Regions from separate parts of the Homo sapiens genome. Here region 1 is linked to region 2. A link is a loop called in an ENCODE intact Hi-C map of the cell type or tissue named here. Cell type or tissue: IMR-90. All regions are shown on one strand. Links, peaks and the distances in the headings refer to the core of each region. The heading gives the core; the rest is flanking DNA.

The links. A loop is a pair of places that touch in the nucleus more often than their neighbours do. Peaks named below come from ENCODE experiments on the same cell type or tissue, not always from the same donor. Only the 100,000 strongest peaks of a DNase experiment are listed, where the experiment ranks them.
Region 1: it touches region 2 in a loop (4-fold over the local background); 1 of 110 quality-filtered maps calls a loop at or near these places.

Annotation. Positions count from the first base shown.
Region 1 is chrX:41,524,014-41,533,123 of GRCh38, reverse strand. CASK (calcium/calmodulin dependent serine protein kinase) reads left to right here. Exons shown (of 27, transcript NM_001367721.1): 25 at 1,915-2,117; 26 at 9,090-9,110. Among named protein-coding and RNA genes, the nearest start is that of CASK-AS1, 11 kb to the right of the region's middle. In IMR-90, for the core only: no CTCF peak of the experiment used is centred there; a DNase peak (open chromatin) is centred at 6,073; H3K27me3 peaks cover 706 bases.
Region 2 is chrX:41,349,276-41,358,505 of GRCh38, reverse strand. It overlaps DDX3X (DEAD-box helicase 3 X-linked), which reads right to left. Exons shown (of 17, transcript NM_001356.5): 17 at 8,232-9,230. Among named protein-coding and RNA genes, the nearest start is that of DDX3X, 20 kb to the right of the region's middle. In IMR-90, for the core only: no CTCF peak of the experiment used is centred there; no DNase peak of the experiment used is centred there.

The DNA of each region.
Region 1 (9,110 bases), core at 1,111-9,110, 170 kb before region 2:
TATGTAAGTTCTTGGCTGGGCGCGGTGGCTCACACCTATAATCCCAGCACTTTGGGAGGCCGAGATGGGTGGATCACATGAGACCAGGAGTTTGAGACCAGCCTGGCCAATGTGGTGAAACCCCATCTCTACTAAAAATACAAAAGTTAGCCGGGCATGGTGGCACACACCTGTAGTCCCAGCTATTAGGGTGGCTGAGGCATGAAAATCGCTTGGAACCCGGGAGCTGGAAGTTGCAGTGAGCTGAGATCTTGCTACTGCACTCCAGCCTGGGCAACAGAGTGAGACCCTGTCTCAATAAATAAATAAATAGTAACGCCGGTTCTTCAGCTTTTGATGTGCCTAGAGAAAGGGCTTCTCTTAAAATGTCCACATTTTGATGACCACGAGCACTTTATGTTCTAACAAACAGGCTAGCAGGAAAGGGGGATTCCCCATTAGTTTAGGCTCATGTATACAGAAGAGAGTAGCATAAATTTGTTCTTTCTCAAAGAAAGAAGGAAGCAAAGAAATTGAGAGAGAGAGGGAAAAAAAGGGAAGGAAGGGAGAAAAGAAAGGGGGGTAGGGAGAGAGAATATTAAAACCAGTGTTCCTGGCTCATCTAGAAAAACATTTCCTAAAGTGTGTTTTGCAGGATACTGGTCCTATTAGTATCCACAGAACTAGAGCTTATTGGCATATACTTCAGTTACACTCACTTAGGTGAGGGGTGGGCAAGCCTTTTCTGTAAAGGACCAGATAGTACACATTTGAGGCTTTAAGGCCATACAGTCTATCACAAGCACTTAGCTCTGCTGTTGTCTCATGAAAACAACCATAGGCAATATGTAAACAAAAGCACATGGCTGTGTTCCAGTAAAACTTTGTTTACAAAAACAGACAGTAGGTGGCCAGGTGCAGTGGCTCACACCTGTAATCCCAGCACTTTGGGAGACTGAGGCGGGCAGATCACCTGAGGTCAGGAGTTTGAGACCAGTCTGGCCAACATGGTGAAACCCCGTCTCTGTTGGAAATACAAAAAATAGCTGGGCATGGTGGTACACGCCTATAATCCCAGCTGCTCAGGAGGCTGAGGGCACAAGAATCTCTTGAACCCAGGAGGTGGAAGTTGCAGTGAGCTGAGATCGCACCACTGCACTCCAGCCTGGGCTACAGAGTGGGACTCTGTCTCCAAAATAAAAAAATAAAAATAAAAAAAGACAGTAGACCATGTTTGGCCCATAAGCCAGTTTGTCACCTCCTGATTTAGGTCTTCCATAATAATTATGGGTATGTCTGGCCACAGTCATTGTGTTTTCAGTGTAACGTGTCTTTTGCTGTATCCTAACATTCTCCTTTTGCAAGATGTTATAGAACATCACTTTTCAATAGAACTTTCTGTGACAATGACAGTACTTGATGTCTGTGCAGTCCAGTACAGTGGCCACTAACCATACGTGGTTATTGAATCCTTGAAATGCCACTAGTGAGACTGAGAAACTAAAATTTGAATTTTATTTAATTTTGGCTTATTTAAATTTAACCATATGCAGTTTTCCATTTTTTTATTCTCCTTTTTTCCTTCTACACAAGACCCAACTGCATTAAGGCATACAGTGAGTTATATTAATCTTGGGTCATTTCACGTCTTCCTCCTGTGGTGGTTCATGAAGGGATAAAATACATCTCACCTGAACACTGAAAGTTTCACCAAACCAGACAATTCACTGGCTACTATGGTGTGATGCACACAGATAAATATGGTTTCTAGAATTTAGTTCTGCAAAGCCACTGGGGGTGAGAACAGGGGATATGAGATATACGCTAAAGAATCCACAGCTTTTAGGAAGAGACTGGGTTTGAGTAAATCTGTTGGGAGTGTAGTAAGCTCATCAGCTCAGCCTTTTAAACCTCTTGTGCCATGCGACTTTGCAGATACAACCAGACCTCCAAAGAAAGACGAAGAAAATGGAAAGAATTATTACTTTGTATCTCATGACCAAATGATGCAAGACATCTCTAATAACGAGTACTTGGAGTACGGCAGCCACGAGGATGCGATGTATGGGACAAAACTGGAGACCATCCGGAAGATCCACGAGCAGGGGCTGATTGCAATACTGGACGTGGAGCCTCAGGTAATGCCCAGCCTCCCCGAATGTCTGACATCCTGCCTGCATGCCAATAAGCACAGATTCTGAAATCAAAAATGCCATCAGAAAGTCACAGGTCACATAATAATTTCATAAACCACAGAAAAGTATCAGTAATGGAGGCGTTGGGGGTTCACAGTCTAGAATGCCAGCTGACTAATCGTTGGACTCAGTGCACACACCATGTATTTAAGAAGCAGAGATTATTCTCTTAAGAGGTTTATTATATGCAGAAGCTCAGTAAGGTTCCTGATTGTGTCTACGCCTGCCAGAAATCCTACGATCATCTGACCTCAGGATGAGGCTCTGGCACTTTGTTATCACAACAGCCACCTTCCCTCTCTGGGTACAGCTCACGCTGGACCATCAGAGCCTCTACCAGCACATTATGTTAATCTCCAGTGAGAAACTGATCCTGGGGCCTGGGTCTGAAACACAGCACTAGCTTTATGAAAGCAAGCATGAGTGAGCCCAGATGTCAGAGACAGCAGGGATGGAAACCCATGGTGGCTCTCAGCCTCTGCCATTTCCTTACCTGAGCACAATGCCTGACCCTGAGCAAAAACTAGGAGAGAGATAAAGACTTGGAAGAGGACTCAAAAGAGAGCCAGACACAGAGATGATGAAATGGTTTCTAGATATGTCTTGCAGTAGGAATTATTAAACTTGAAAAAGAGAAAGCTGAAGGCTTTACATCAAAAATGCTGACAAGCTGTTTTTTCATCTCTGAGTACAAACCAAGTAGATATGGGAGGCAAAGTATAGTAGGAAGGATTTGGGAGTTGTAGACATCAAGGTGGGTTATAGGAGAGGCTTGTGGGTGCCATGTGACTCCTGGGTCTGCCATTTCTAGGACTGATCTGTACCAAATCTCCTTTAACCCTTAGAAATAGAACCAGTATGCTACCTGCTGAAATAGTAGACCAGCTTCCCTCAAGCAGGCTGTGTTTCATCAGGAGGCTTACCTGGCTATCTTAGGCAGGGCGAATCCCTGTTCAAGGGCCACTGTATGAGACTTGGTCCCCTAACCATCCCTAAAGCAAGGACAGAACCTATATAGCCAGAGTCTGTGTGACCTGGGACCTGACAGCTCAGTTTCTGGGCTCCAGGATCCTAATTCGTGGCCAGTGGGTTCACCCATTTCCGTTTACAACACCTGATGGGGTTCTTGAACTTGGAACTTTGGAAACCACAAAAGGATCTGTTCAAGGGGCTAGGGAGGAAAGCAGCAGTAGGGTGAACACTGCCGTTTACTTAACAATTAACTTGGACCTATATAGAACTAAATATATGATGTGTACCACAGATTGATTTTTGTTTAACTACTAATCCCTCCTTACTAGGGATTGGAAAAATCTTCTGGCCAGGGGTGGCTAGAGGCAAAGTCTCAATCCTGGTCCTGGTCTTCGACATCCTCTCCTTGGGTTCCACACTGGTCTTCACCTGAACGTCGTTTTCTGCTGGTAGTAATGTCTCTAGCAGTATGCTGGCTGCAGGGCTCCTCAGACTCCCTCTGCATTACCTAAGTCCACTTTCGAGGGCTTTCTGCCTTACCTGCCTCCGCTGCTGCCGCCGCCACCGCCACTGCTGCTGCTGCCGCTGCTGCTGCTGCTCCACCCATAGCGTCCAGCTCTCCCTTTCTCCTTGCCCTTGCACAGCCATGCATTGCTCTGCACTGCTGAGTGGGAGACACTTCTCTCAGCCTCCTCAGGACACCCACAGCAGTTACTTTTACCCATTGCACTTGGCCCCAAAGCACCTCCTCACCCCGGCTGGGCACTCTCCTCTGCTCCCCTGAGTGCTGGATGAGCTCACCTGCACTCTTCTCTCCTGCTTCCTGGGTCCCTGCCTCTCAGAACTGTGATCTCTCAGATCCACCTAGCCCTGAGGGCCGGCCATAGGCATCCTGGCTGCCTGAGTCTCTTTGGGCCAGCGGCCCTGGGGATAGGGATTGCCCAGGTCCTGCTCCTCCTGTTGGTCTGGTTGACTACACTGGTCCCAGGCCCTCCTGCGCAGGCCAGCCTCATGCCAGTCCTGGTCTCACAATGACCATTGCATACCACAGTACAGCTGAGAATGCCCGCAGTCTGCACCGACTGGGCTTCACTCTCGGGCTTCTCTGCCCTCAGCCCAGTCTCTCCTCAGCTGGACAAGGCCTTCATCCTGCCTTCAGGATACCCGTGACCATGAACAACTTGCTTTCAGGCAGAGCCTCACTGCTCCAGGGAGGCTCTCTCCTTAGGACATTTTTCTCCATCCCCCTTTCCCACTCCAGCTTCTTAGATGACCCCTCTACTGTATCTTACAGACAATTTAATCCAACAAACTTGTATTAAGCCCTTATTATATGTCAAGCACAGGGTCAGGAGCTAAGAATACAATTCAGAAGACAAGATGGTGAGGATGAAATTCCTTCCTCATTGTACATCCAAAACTGTCCATAACAGAAGGGCCTTGTGGCATTTTTTAGAATCCTCTCACTTCTGCCAAACTACATGTGGACCATAGGAAAACCACCTAACACATGTCCAGCTCTTTTAGTACAGGTCTAATACTTTATGCCATCTTATTTCAGACAACTGAGGCCCAATTGAGCACGTCTAATAATACTATATGATAAGATGTTGTGGTCCAACTTTAAAGCTAGAGGATGATGGTAAAGACATTAAACTAGAAAGAAATTAATAACCTAGCTTCTCATAAAATAGTAATAGATTATGTTCTTATAGTGCTGTATATTTTGCCAGGCGTTATGACTCCTTACCTAATCCTTGTAACCCTATGAGCTGGAGATCAGTATCTAGTTTTGTAGATGGAGAAACCAAGGCTTAACATAATTGTGACTCGATTAAGGCTTTACAGCCAATTGAAAGTGAGGTGTGAAGTTGAACTGTGTTGATTTTTAAATTTTTATTCTTTTACAGTAAATCCCCACTTCCTTTCACTGTACCACCCTAGAAGAGGTAACCCTGGGAATCCTTAAGATGGTTCACCTTATCCATAGTAGTACAATGTAAAGCCTCATTTTTTCTTAACATTCAGAAAAATCTGTAATTCAGTCAAACCTAAGAAAAGCTGTAGAATTTATTTCTCATGAAAATAAAGCTATGGCTCAGAAAATAATCTGTGCCCCTAAAGCTGAAACTGTAATAGCCCCAGTGTGTAATCAGAGCTTAATGTGATGGTTTTAGATTTTAACTTTATTCTGATGTATCCATTTGTAGCATGAAAAAGTTAATAGTAGCAGAATATTTGTAGTTTTGCTTTTGCCCACAGCGGAAGAGGTCATCATCAAGAGGCAGCATACAGTCTTGTTAGGAATCCATACTTTAAAACAAGAGCCAGGTTCTGAACCAGAGACTATTTTGTGAAATCAGTTATCTCTCTTGAGATGGGTTCTGGGGTCACTGCACTCTTCCTAAACCCTTAGATTTTTGTACAAAATGACTCAGATGCTTGCCTCTGTGTGCCTTTTAAGTTTGCAAACCAGAATAGATATCTGCCTCTTATACACTTGGGTCAAATGAGTTTCTATTCCTTGAGGATAATAACCTGAGATTAATTATTGGCCATAGCCAAGCCATAGAATCAATTTATCTCCACAAATGTTAGATTAATGTTACTTTGACTATCTGAATCTAGCATGCTTTCAGTGATCTTTCTAGAGCGTGCTCTTTCTCTCCCTGTCCATATCTGTCCCTGTTTCTCTCTCTCTCTCTACACACACACACACTCTCTCTCTCTCTCTGTCTCTCTCTCTGCCTCTCCCCCTCTCTCTCACTCTCTGTCTCTCTCTCTGTCCCCGTCTCTCTCTCCGAATCCCAGAGAGATTCGGAGAGAAATATTTGCCCATGAACATTAAAAAATGTGTGCCTCATCCTGAGTCAGAAAGGAAGAGGGTTTAGAGTTCATCTTTAAGTCACCTATTAACTGCCTGAGAGAGGGGAATCCTTGTGAGCAATTCCATTTCCTGTCCCTGAAGTAACTCTGAACCTCAGCCAGGCTACCACAGCACCAAAAGTGGCACCCACTTGAGACCCGTAAGTAGTGCAGAGTATGGCCCAAAGACCTTCAAGAACAAGCGAGGAAATGTGTGGTGAGTCTGCTGAAAATATGAGGCTGACTAGACAGGAAAATCTCAATCAGGATTTGAGGCATCTTAGAATTTTTGAAAGTACAATAATAAAGTATAGAAATAGAAAAAGCTACAAAAAGGAGGAGAAAGCAAATATGCTAACCACAGGGCTACTTTAGTTACTGTGATAAACATTAAATTTGGCTCTGAACTTCCTGACAACCAGGGCAAAAAAAAGGAAATCAAGGAATATAACCTGATTCGTAGACATAAGAGGCATTTGGCAATGTGAGGAACATGGCCACCATTGATGGTTTTATGCAGTGAGTGCAGTCTATGGATATAGACCAAGGGTGTGAATGCAGTGCAGAGATGGGCAATCTGCAGGAAGCTAAACTAATGTTCCAAGCAGTTTGTTTTCTGCTGTTGTAATGTGATAGCTGGAATGGAAAACATGATAAGGACTGGGTAGCTGGCAGGCTGGGCCACTGAGTGCAGAAAAAAACCATTTCATGCCCAGGGTGTCATTCTCTACTTCATCTGTGGGTTCCGTTCAGCATCCAGGCTGGGTGGACTTCCATCTAGCACTTAGAGTAGCTTTGGGGATAGAAGCAAATAGGATTCTTTCCCATCTCAGTTGCCCAGAAGCAGGCTATGGGATGGGTATATGTGTGTGACCGGGAGTAGGGGTGATGAGAAAACCTTGTCTCAGCTGACCCTGTATTCACCTGATCTATGAGCATAGGAAGGAAGGAAAAAAGGCCTAAGATAATACTGACATAAAGGATATTTCTAAGTGAAGATCCCTGTTAGCTTGCTTGAGCTATATATGGACTTTGTCATAATGTTTGTTCCTGGCTTAAGTCTTCAGCCACAAAAGGATTGGCAAAGAAATTGCCAGTTACCTCTTTCAAAAATTAACATATGCAAGCTTAAAGAGCTTTCTTACCAGAAGAATCAGAGCCTAGGACTTTAAGAGTTAAAAAACTTTGATGGATAAATACAATGTACCAGTCTCCCTCAACCCACAAGAAGATGCTGTGTGACTAAAATTCAGAAATATAATCCTAGTGAAAGCCAACCTTGCACTAAAAAAAGAAAGAACCTTTCATGTCAAATTTGTCTCTTACATGCCTGTATACACAAAGAGGCTAAGAGAGTCCCTTCAGCCAAGAGAGTAGAGTGCTCTGTAGATGAACCTGCCTTAAAAGACAAGATAAATTCTGTGCAAATTATATCTACTATTTTTACATTTTAATTTTTTCATAAGGGCAGTTTATGCTGGGTGCCATATTGGGCATGAGTGAGATAGCTGAACAAGACACAGTCCCTCCCTTCAAGGAGGGTACCCGCTAGTCCCTGGGGTCTTGGGTTTCCCACGTGATGGGTACTTCAGGAGCACATGGGAGGGTCTCAGAGCTCACAAAGGACTTCCCAAAGAAAAGAGCATCAGTACTGAGTTCTGAAGGATTACTCAGCCAAGCAAAAGAGTGAGTGGGGAAGGGGAAGAGAGGATGGGAGGTTCAGGCAGAGGGAGTAGTAAATCAAAAGGCCAGGAAGCCAGAGAGAGTCTGGCCCTTTCTGGAACTGAAAGTAGTTCAGGAAGGCTGGTCCATGGAGCCAAAGGAGCAGAGAGAAAGGCTGAAGAGGTTAAGCATAGGCATGCTTGTGAGGGAGAGAGGTGACATTCATGCTGAGGAGTATACATTTTATCCTGAGGCCAAGAGGGAACTGTTGAATTCTGAGCAGGGGAGCCATGGGTTTTGAATTTCAGAAAGATCATTCCAGTAGCAGGGTAGAGTATGGATTGGAAAGCAGCAAAACCAGAGGCAGGGCAACCAGTCTAATTACTATTACAATAAGCTGGGCAAAAGATGGAGCAATAGGAATAGCGTGAAGCAAGCAAATTTAAAGACCATTTAGAGAGCAAAATATGTGGGGAGCAGGATAGTTAAATTCTTGTGTAAGTGACAGCAAGATATTTACCCCAGCGCATATGAATTAATCACATGTCAGTCACTTGTGAATTGGGTACCTGTATGTGTTGGGTTTTGTTCCTTGGAAGGGAGTTTGTAACCTCCAAGATAATCATATCCTCCTGGGGAGGAGCTGAAACAGTAATCCCTTAGCAGAATCAACTCCCACAGCGTCTGACTGCAGCGTTGCAGTATATCTATCCAAACTAGTAGCTGGCATTTAGAGGTTTTCAATGCCTTAGAAGGGAACTGAAAGGGATCTCAGAGGCCCTTCTGTCTTGAGTGCAGCATTTTCTCATGGGCCTATACATTGCCCACAGCCACACAGTGTCTTTAGCGACAGGACTAAGACACAAAGTCTAGGGCTCCTAACTCCAGCCCTGGGCAAGGTTCCCCCTTCCCCAGGAGTCCCAGGGGGCTTTTCTGCAGAGCAACACACAGTTACAGTGGACAGATTTGCTAGCAATCCTTGGCTAGCAATTTGAAATTTGAAATGTGAGGGAGTGGCCTCCAGATTAGTGGTAAAACCAGCCGGCAGGTCCAAGTCTCCCCTTAAATGCATTTCCTGTTGATTAAAATTCAGGCTAAAACTAATAGCCAGGTTTAAATGAACATTAACCAACATAATCAGTGTTAACTTTTATGAAGAAAAATAGATTGATTCATGAGTCATAAGAAAAATGTCCAGTTTGCCAACTTTTATTTTCTGATGGCTATTGTCCATCCTTTAGAAAAAAAGTAATATAAGTTATGTATAAAGTTGGTAAATTTAATAATACCTTGCCAAAAATTTGAGCCAAGAGCTTGGAATTTTCAGTTGTATAAAAATTTTTATAGACTCATTTGAAAGTTACATTAGTTATTTCTTCTTTTAAGTCGGGATTTTTTTTTTTTTTCTTAACACAGGCACTGAAGGTCCTGAGAACT
Region 2 (9,230 bases), core at 1,184-9,183:
ACTCTCAAAATGATGAGTTTTAAGAAGATGAAACTGAAAAGGTAGAAAATTCCAAGTTTGGGATTAGCTGAATACTGCATTTTCTGCCCAGGCAGTTATTAACTTACTTAATTGACTATTAGAAAGCGTCGACCAGGCACGGTGGCTCACACCTGTAATCCCAGCACTTTGGGAGGCCGAGGCGGGCAGACCACGAGGTCGGGGGTTCGAGACCAGCCTGACCAACATGGAGAAACTCTGTCTCTACTAAAAAATACAAAATTAGCAGGGCATAGTGGCGCATGCCTGTAATCCCAGCTACTCAGGAGGCTGAGGCAGGAGAATTGCTTGAACCCAGGAGGTGGAGGTTGCGGTGAGCAGAGGTCACACCATTGCACTCCAGCCTGGGCAACAATAGCGAAACTCCATCTCAAAAAAAAAAAAAAAAAAAAAAAAAAAAAGAGTGTCTATCTCTGTCCCAGATAGGAAACCTTCCAAAAGGTGCTTACAGACTAAGAATGCTTACAGACTCATGCCTGCATGAGTTATGGTTGTCTTCATCAGGAGGGTTGGTCGGTCTCAAATACCTAAGGCTGCCATGACTACATGCTGGACTCCTGAATATTCCTGCATGCACTTTCTTCACAAAATATGGCATTTCATGGAGGCACTTGCTCCACAGAGGAGCATGATCCTAGGATGAACAAATAGGAGAATCCCATGTTAGGAAGTACTAGGTAATCTTTACTGTTGGTTGGATATTCCAAGTTCACAACATAAAAATAAATTTAGGCTGCACGCAGTGGCTCACGCCTGTAATCCCAGCACTTTGGGAGGCTGAGGTGGTAGGATCGCCTGAGCTCAGGCATTGGAGACTAGCCTGGGCAACATAGCAAGACCTTGTCTCTACTAAAAATAAAAATACAAAAATTAGCCAGGTGTGGTGGTGTGTGCCTGTAGTCCCAGCTATTCAGGAGGCTAATGCAGGAGGATTGCTTGAGCCCAGTGACAGAGCAAGACTGGACCCTGTCTCAAAAAAATAAAAATAAAAAAGTTTTGGACCCAACATAGTAAAGATGTCGATTCTCCTCAAAACTGATCTATAGGTTTAGCAGCATTACCATCAGAATCCCAGCAAGATTCTTTTGTAGATAGAAAAAAAGCTTATTCTAAAATTTATGTGGAAAGGCAAAGGAACTAGAAGAGCTAAATTACTTTTGCAAAACTATAATAAAGTGAGAGGAATCACTCCTACCCAACGTTAAGACTTATTATATAGATAAAAATAATTGAGGCCACACGCAGTGGCTCACGCTTGTAATCCCAGCAATTTGGGAAGCCGAGGTGGATAGATCACCTGAGGTCAGGGGTTCAAGACCAGCCTGGCCAACATGGTGAAAACCTGTCTCTACTAAAAATACAAAAATTATCTGGGTGTGGTGGCGCACACCTGTAATCCAAGCTACTTGGGAGGCTGAGGCAGGAGAATCGCTTGAACCCAGGAGGTACAGGTTGCAGTGAGCTGAGATCATGCCACTACACTCCAGCCTGGGTGACAGAGCAAGACTCCGTCTCAAAAAAAAAAAAAAAAAAAAAAGAATTAGTGTGATATTCTGCAGGAATGGTGGAAGGATAGGCATATAGATTAATGAAACGGAATTGTGAACCTAGAAATAGATTCACAAAAGGACAGCCAACTGATTTTTGACAAAGGTACAAAAGCAATTCAATGGAGAAAGAACATTCTTTTTGACGAATGATGCCGGCCGGGCACGGTGGCTCACGCCCGTAATCCCAACACTTTGAGAGGCCGAGGCGGGCAGATCACAAGGTGGGAGATCAAGACCACCCTGACCAACACGGTGAAACCCCATCTCTATTAAAATAAAATAAAATAAAAATTAGCCAGGTGTGGTGGTGTGCGCCTGTAGTCCCAGCTACTCAGGAGGCTGAGGCAGGGGAATCACTTCAACCCAGGAGGCAGAGGTTGCAGTGAGCCGAGATCGTACCACTGCACTCCAGCCTGGCAACAGAGTGAGACTCCGTCTCAAAAAAAAAAAAAAAAAAAAAAAGAAATACTGGCCAGGCGAGGTGGCTCATGCCTGTAACCCCAGCACTTTGGGAGGCCAAGGCAGGTGGATCACCTGAAGTCAGGAGTTTGAGACTAACTTGGTCAATATGGTGAAACCCCGTCTCTACTAAAAATACAAAAATTAGCCATTAGCCAGGCATGTTGGTGGGCACCTGTAATCCCAGATACTTGGGAGGCTGAGGCACGAGAATGGCTTGAACCTGGGAGGCGGAGGTTGCAGTGAGCCAAGATCACACCACTGCACTTCAGCCTGGGCAACAGAGTGAGACACTGTCTCAAAAAAAAAAAAAAAAAAAAGCTGACAAATTGGACTACATCAAACTTTTAAATGTTTAAGAACAATTAAAAGCATTTGCTCTGCAAAAGACCTTTTTAAGATGAAAAGACGACTTTGATTGAGAGAAAATATTTGCAAGCTGTCAAAAAGACTTGTACTTAGAATAAAGAACTCTCAAAACTCAACAGTAAAAAACTATCAATTTAAAAATGAGCAAAAGACACAGACATATATTTTACCAAAGAGGATACAGGGATGGCAAATAAGAACACGAAAAGATGTTCAACATCACCAGCCATTAGAGAAATGCAAATTAAGACAATAAGATACTACTTTACACCAATTAGAGCAGCCAAAATTTAAAAATAATGACATGCCTGGTGTGGTGGCTCATGCCTGTAATCCTAGCACTTTGAGAGTGCTGGGCTAGATGGGAGGATCACTTGAGCCCAGAAATTCAAGACTGGCCTGGGCAACATAGTGAGACCACATCTCAAAAAAAAAAAAAAAAAGAAAAAGAAAATTAGCCGAGCATGGTGGTACACACCCGTGGTCCCAATTACTCAGGAGGCTGAGGTGGGAGGATGGCTTGAGCTTGGGAGCTCAAGGCTGCAGTGAGCCATGATAGGGCCACTGCACTCCAGCCTGGGTGACAGAGTGGGACCCTGTCTCAAAAAATAATAATAGTAAGAATAATAACAATACCAAATGCTGGTGAGGATGCAGAGAAATTGGATCTGTCCTGCATTGCTGGTAGGAATGTAAAATGGTACAGCCACTCTGAAAAATGGTATGGCAGTGTTTTAAACTAACACATACTTAACACAGGAGCCAGCAATTGTACTCCTGGGCATTTATGCCACATAAATGAAAACTTATGTCTACACGAAAACCTGTATATAGGTTCATATGTAGCTGAATGTTCATGGCAGCTTTATTTGTAAGTCACAAACCGGAAACAAGACAAATATCCTTCAACGGCTGAACGGATAAACTACAGAATATCTATACTATTCAGCAATAAAAAAGAACAAACTGGCCGGGCACGGTGGCTCACACCTATAATCCCAGCACCTTAGGAGGCCGAGGCGGGCGGATCACCCGAGGTCAGGACTTCGAGACCAGCCTGGCCAACATGGTGAAACCCCGCCTCTACTAAAAATACAAAAATTAGCTGGGTGTGGTGTCATGCACCTGTAATCCCAGCTACTTGGGGAGAATTGCTTGAACCCTGGAGGTAGAGGTTGCAGTGAGCCGAGATCGCACCACTGCACTCCAGCCTGGGCAACAGAGTGAGACTCCATCTCAAAACAACAACAACAACAACAACAACAAAACTATTTACAACAACTTGGATTGATCAGAGACATTATACTGAGTCAAAATAACCTAGTCTCAAAAGGTCACATACTGCATTTATGTAACAATTTTAAAATTACATTTTAGAGATGTTAAACAGACAAGTAGTTGTCAGGGGTTGGGGACAGGTTAGGGAAGCAGGAAGGGGACAGATACGATTTAAAAAGAGGTAGCAAGCTGAGCACTGTGGCTCATGCATGTAATCCCAGCATTTTGGGAGGCTGAGGCAGGAGGATCACTTGAGGAGTTCAGTTCAAGACCAGCCTGGGCAACATAGTGGGATCCCATCTCTACAAATAATTTAAAAATTAGCTAGGTGTGGTGGCACACGCCTGTAGTCCCAGCTACTCAGGAGGCTGAGGTGGGAGGATTGCTTGAGCCTGGGAGGTCAAGGCTACTGCGAGCTATGGTCACACCAGCCTGCGCAACCCTGTCTCAAAAAAAAAAAAAAAAAGAGGTAGCACAAGGGAGATCATTGTGATGATGGAACTGTTCTGTGGAGGGGGTTACACAAATCTACACATATAAAACTGCACAGAACTACACACATGACTGCATACAAATGAGTAAAACTGGTGAAATTGGAACAGGGTGTGTGGATTGTACCAATGGCAATTTCCTGGTTTTGTACTGCAGTATGCCAGATGTTACCATTGGGGGAAACTGCGTGAAGGATACAGTGGAACCTCTCTTGTTTTTGCAACTTCCTGTGAATCTATACAGTTTTATTAGAAAATACATTTTAACCGTATAAAATCTGCTCAGGAAAGGATAAAGCAGCAGAAAATCTTTATAATTTCAACCAGTAGCAAAAACTATTAATATTTTAGCAGGTTTCCTTCTGGTCTTCTATGTATTTTCAAAATACTTAAGATCATTCTGCACACTGAGATGTAACCTACTTTTTTCTCTACCCACTGGAACAAGTTATTTTCTCTATGTCACTAGTAATTGTCAATGGCAGCTTTATTGTGTGTGTGTGTGTGTGTGTGTATGCGTGTGTATAGAGAGAGAGATTTTTTTTTTTTGAGATGGAACCTCACTCTGTTGCCCACAGTGGAGTACAGTGGCACAAACTTGGCTCACTACAACCTCCACCTCCCAGGTTCAAGTGATTCTCCTGCCTCAGCTTCCCAAGTAGCTGAGACTATAAGCGCTTGCCACCACGCCCAGCTAATTTTTTTTTTTTTTTTAGTAGAGACGGAGTTTCACCATGTTGGCCAGGCTGGTCTTGAACTCCACCCACCTCCCAAAGTGCTGGGATCACAGGTGTGAGCCACTGTGCCGGGCCAGCACCTTAATATTCTGAATACAATATATATATATTTTTTGAGATGGAGTCTTGCTCTATCACCCAGGCTGGAGTGCAGTGGCACAATCTCAGCTCACTGCAAGCTCTGCCTCCTGGGCTGACACCATTCTCCTGCCTCAGCCTCCTAAGTAGCTGGGACTACAGGTGCCTGCCACCTTGCCCGGCTAATTTTTTTTTTTTTTTTTTTTTGTATTTTTAGTAGAGACAGGGTTTCACCGTGTTAGCCAGGATGGTCTCGATCTCCTGACCTCGTGATCTGCCTGCCTCGGCCTCCCAAAGTGCTGGGATTACAGGCGTGAGCCACTGCGCCCAGCCCAATATTTTAAAACATTAGTTTAGCTCCAATTCTAGTTAGAAGGAACATGGTGAGCAAAAACTAAGGCAAAGGCAGAAGAAAGCACAGGATTTGCATAGACAGTAGCATGACATTCAGCTACAGGATAAGGTCTGGGAGGCAAGTTAAAGCTGCAATGGTAGATTAGAACCACGCCATAGGGGCCACGTAATAGAATGCCATTACTTTGTTTGCAATATCTGTTTTAATTTGGAATACAGAGATGCTTCCACAATGAAGAACCAGAAGCATGATCATGGCAATGCTAAGTCTGAAACAAATGACAAAAAGAAGGGGAGTGAACAGTGGACTCCACACCTAAGCCTGCTGTATCAGAATTGCCTGGGGAGCTTTAGGAATAAAAACACAAGCAAAAACCAAAACCAAAACCACAGATTTCTGAGAGAACCTCAGAGGTGGAGGATCCTGTTAGGAGAGTTGCCCTAGAATCATTTCCCAGGTACTTTCTGTTGCAACACCAAGTTGGAGAAACACAAAAGGAAAATGGCTAGGTTCCAAGAAAGGAAAGACTAATCTAAATTAATCACTACATCTCCCAGTGCCAATACTCAAGCAGACACCAAATCAGGTTTTGATTGCACCCTAAGTCAACCCTCGCCTTGCACTGAAAGATCCCATCAGGTGATTGAGGTCTGGAGAAGAGGTTCAGGGACCATTCTGCATACCACTAATGTTGACTGTTAGGTAAATGAGATGGGCTGTTGGGAATAGAATGAGTGGAAAAGGAAGTGAATGGAGGATCTCCAGCGAAAGATAGGAGGTACTTCTCTCGAAAAATGAAACATCTTCAATGTAACAAGGAAGACAGTAAATATCCAATAAACCATGATTGTATCTGCTTCACACAGTAAAATAAGGACTAAAACTGGATATACATCTACAGAAAGCCTTAGAATATAGATATGTCACAGTACTGATAGGCCTACCTAATGACCCTTTGAAGAGGGGGGAGGAAATTGGGGATGTGGCTGTTCACCTAGAGGAGATAGTATCTCATTTTATGTATATATTTAGTTTATCCATTTGTCAGTTGAGGGACATTTTTGTTTCCACTTTTTGGTTACGATGAATAATGCTACAAAACATTCACATACTTAGCATTTTCATTTCTCCTGGGTAGAATCCTCCTAGGAGTGGAATTGCTGACTTTATCTTGTTTTGAGACACCTATTTCCTGCTCTTAAATCGTATTGGTCCGTTTTGTTTTCTCCCATAATAAACATCTTTCCAAGTCACAAAATATCCTTTCATAATATAATTAAACAGTGCTTTGTCAAAAAAAAGTCCTTTCTCAGAATTATCCTAAAAACCCAGTCAAGTGTATGTAGAGAAAACTAAGAGGAAAAAAAAAATGAAGAAATTGAAGAGTAGTCATTATAGAGGACAGCCACATTAGAAACAATGACACTAAACATGCTGAAAAATAGATCATAAACTGAAATGAGGACATGAAGCAAAGCAGGTTTAAATATACTCAGAATTGTATTAAAAATAGAATGGAACACAAGAAAGCAAAACCCAAAGATAGTCTTATAACTTTCAATGCCCTGTACCTACAATAAGTAGGTATCTCTGCATTGTGGGAGTAGTGAGGCCCTATCAACAAAGTCACTGTGCTCTAAAGAGCAAGCCTGTGGCCACTCAAGCAGGTCACGTAGAGCATAGGAGCAAAGGAAACATTTTAAGCATGAAGGTTAGACACAGCTCCTATAAAGCCATTTTAAAAATCTTGAAATTCAGCCAAGAATCCAGGAAACACATCAACAGTGCCCAAGAGTGACAACTGCATTTAAGTGTAATTAAAATTAAACCACATTAATGTAGTATGTAAACATACTAAATTTATGTCACCATAATCCTAACCATGCTAGACTAGAAATAACCTCAAATTTTGGCAGTTCCTCCAGAGCAGATTGTCATGTTCACTCATCATTCACATAAAGTGGAAACTGAACTCTCCTTAGCATCGTTTCACTCCATGAGTCACTTTCAGCCATTGACTATCCAATCTAGCAATCCCAAACCTTTCCATGCTTATTTTGACTAAATCGAGACTCAAGTACCATCATCTTTTCTATCTTCAAAATACATATGGCCATGTGTCAAAATTCTGCCCTAAAAACTTATGCTTATTTTGAGTTCATGACTGGAAAGATTATCCAGAACCATACTTCCTTACAATGCAAAAAATTCTTAATCATACTGCAAACCTTCAACTTACTGAAACAAAAGCTGAATACGTATTTGTTAGATTGAAACGTATCAAACCGCTAGTATGGCTCAATCTAACCAAGCACCTATACACTTGTGGTAGCAGCCTATTGCAGCAGTGTGTACAGTAAGCATAGATGTCTTATTACCTGTTTTCAGAGATAAGGTCTTGCTATACGTTGCCCAGGCTGGACTTGAACTCGTGGGCTCAAGCAATCTTCCTGCCCCTCAGCTTCCAAGTAAACTAGCACTATAGGACTATGTAATCATCACACCTGGCCCAAATAGTCTTGATTCCTTCCCTAAGTATATACTTACCATCACTTGTTGGACTACTGACACACTTGACTTTTATCCTGCTCATTCTTCCACTGTTCAACCATCCTTCATAATAGATACTTCAAAGAACAAAGAGACTCCCACCCATGTCAAATTGTTCAAAGTATAAGCCAATTTCTAATACATGCTGTATTATCAGTAAGGGCCTTTTAGATTTCCGTCTATTACAAAAATCCTGTTTCACTGTATTTCAAACTAATACTATCTTCATCTTTCATTGCAAATACTTATGGTATGAGTCATTCTGTATCCAAGAGGCATCTCAAAAAATAGCACTGGATGACAAGCAAAAAATAACATTTTACAATTTTTCAGGCAAGAGCACTTTATTTACACCTCTGAAAATAAACCACAATTGACAACAACAAAGGAGACTGTGCAGTTCAACTTTTTATTTTAATAAAATCAGAATATGCACAGCACATGCAGTGCTAGCATCTAAACTAATACAATAAGCAATTACTAAAGCTACAGTGACTTGAGGTTCAATCTTTACATTCAGCAAGTTTAAATCCTTACATGATTTTTGAAACCTTATTAACTGAAAATATTGCTTGCTGATAAAACTTGCTCAAATGCTATTGCTGAATGTACAAGTCACTGATTATGCCAATACAACAAAGATAACCACATGTTTGAGGATTGCAATGTGCCAGACATTCACTGAAAAAAAAAAAAAAACACACAACTAAACAAAATCCACACAACAAACATCTGAGAATCTGGACACTTCACATCAGTGTTTTGAAGTGTTTCATTAATATCTTAAGACAAGTGTATCAAAACCTTGGCATGATTTAATTTCAAGTCGCCAATTTTGTTTTTACTAACATCAGAAAGTTATGGCTACACTGCCAACGCCGGGTCTGCTTAATTTGACTTAAGAGTTTAATATGACTTAAACATTAAAAGCTCACACTACCCCGAAATATATAATTTCACGCATACGGTGACATTCAACATTCAAGTGCCAGTGTTTTTGTACTGTCTTTTGGTCAAGTTTCTTTAAACTTTCAAAGAATCACTTTTAGGCTTACAAAAATAAATATTTGTCAAAATGTTCAATAAATATTACATAAAACTAGCAGCAAAAAGTATCTAGAAATCTGTCGTGTGCAAATAGTTTTCTTCCCAACTATCATTCCCATGGTCCCAAATAAATTTTAGAATCTAGTCCCATCCCCTTCCTAGACAAGCTGCGTTCAACAATCTCCAAGAGACAAAGTAAGATTGGAAGTTTAAGGACACGCACACAAGACATATATATAAAATTCTCTGAATGTGCAATAAAAGAAGTACTTTGTAA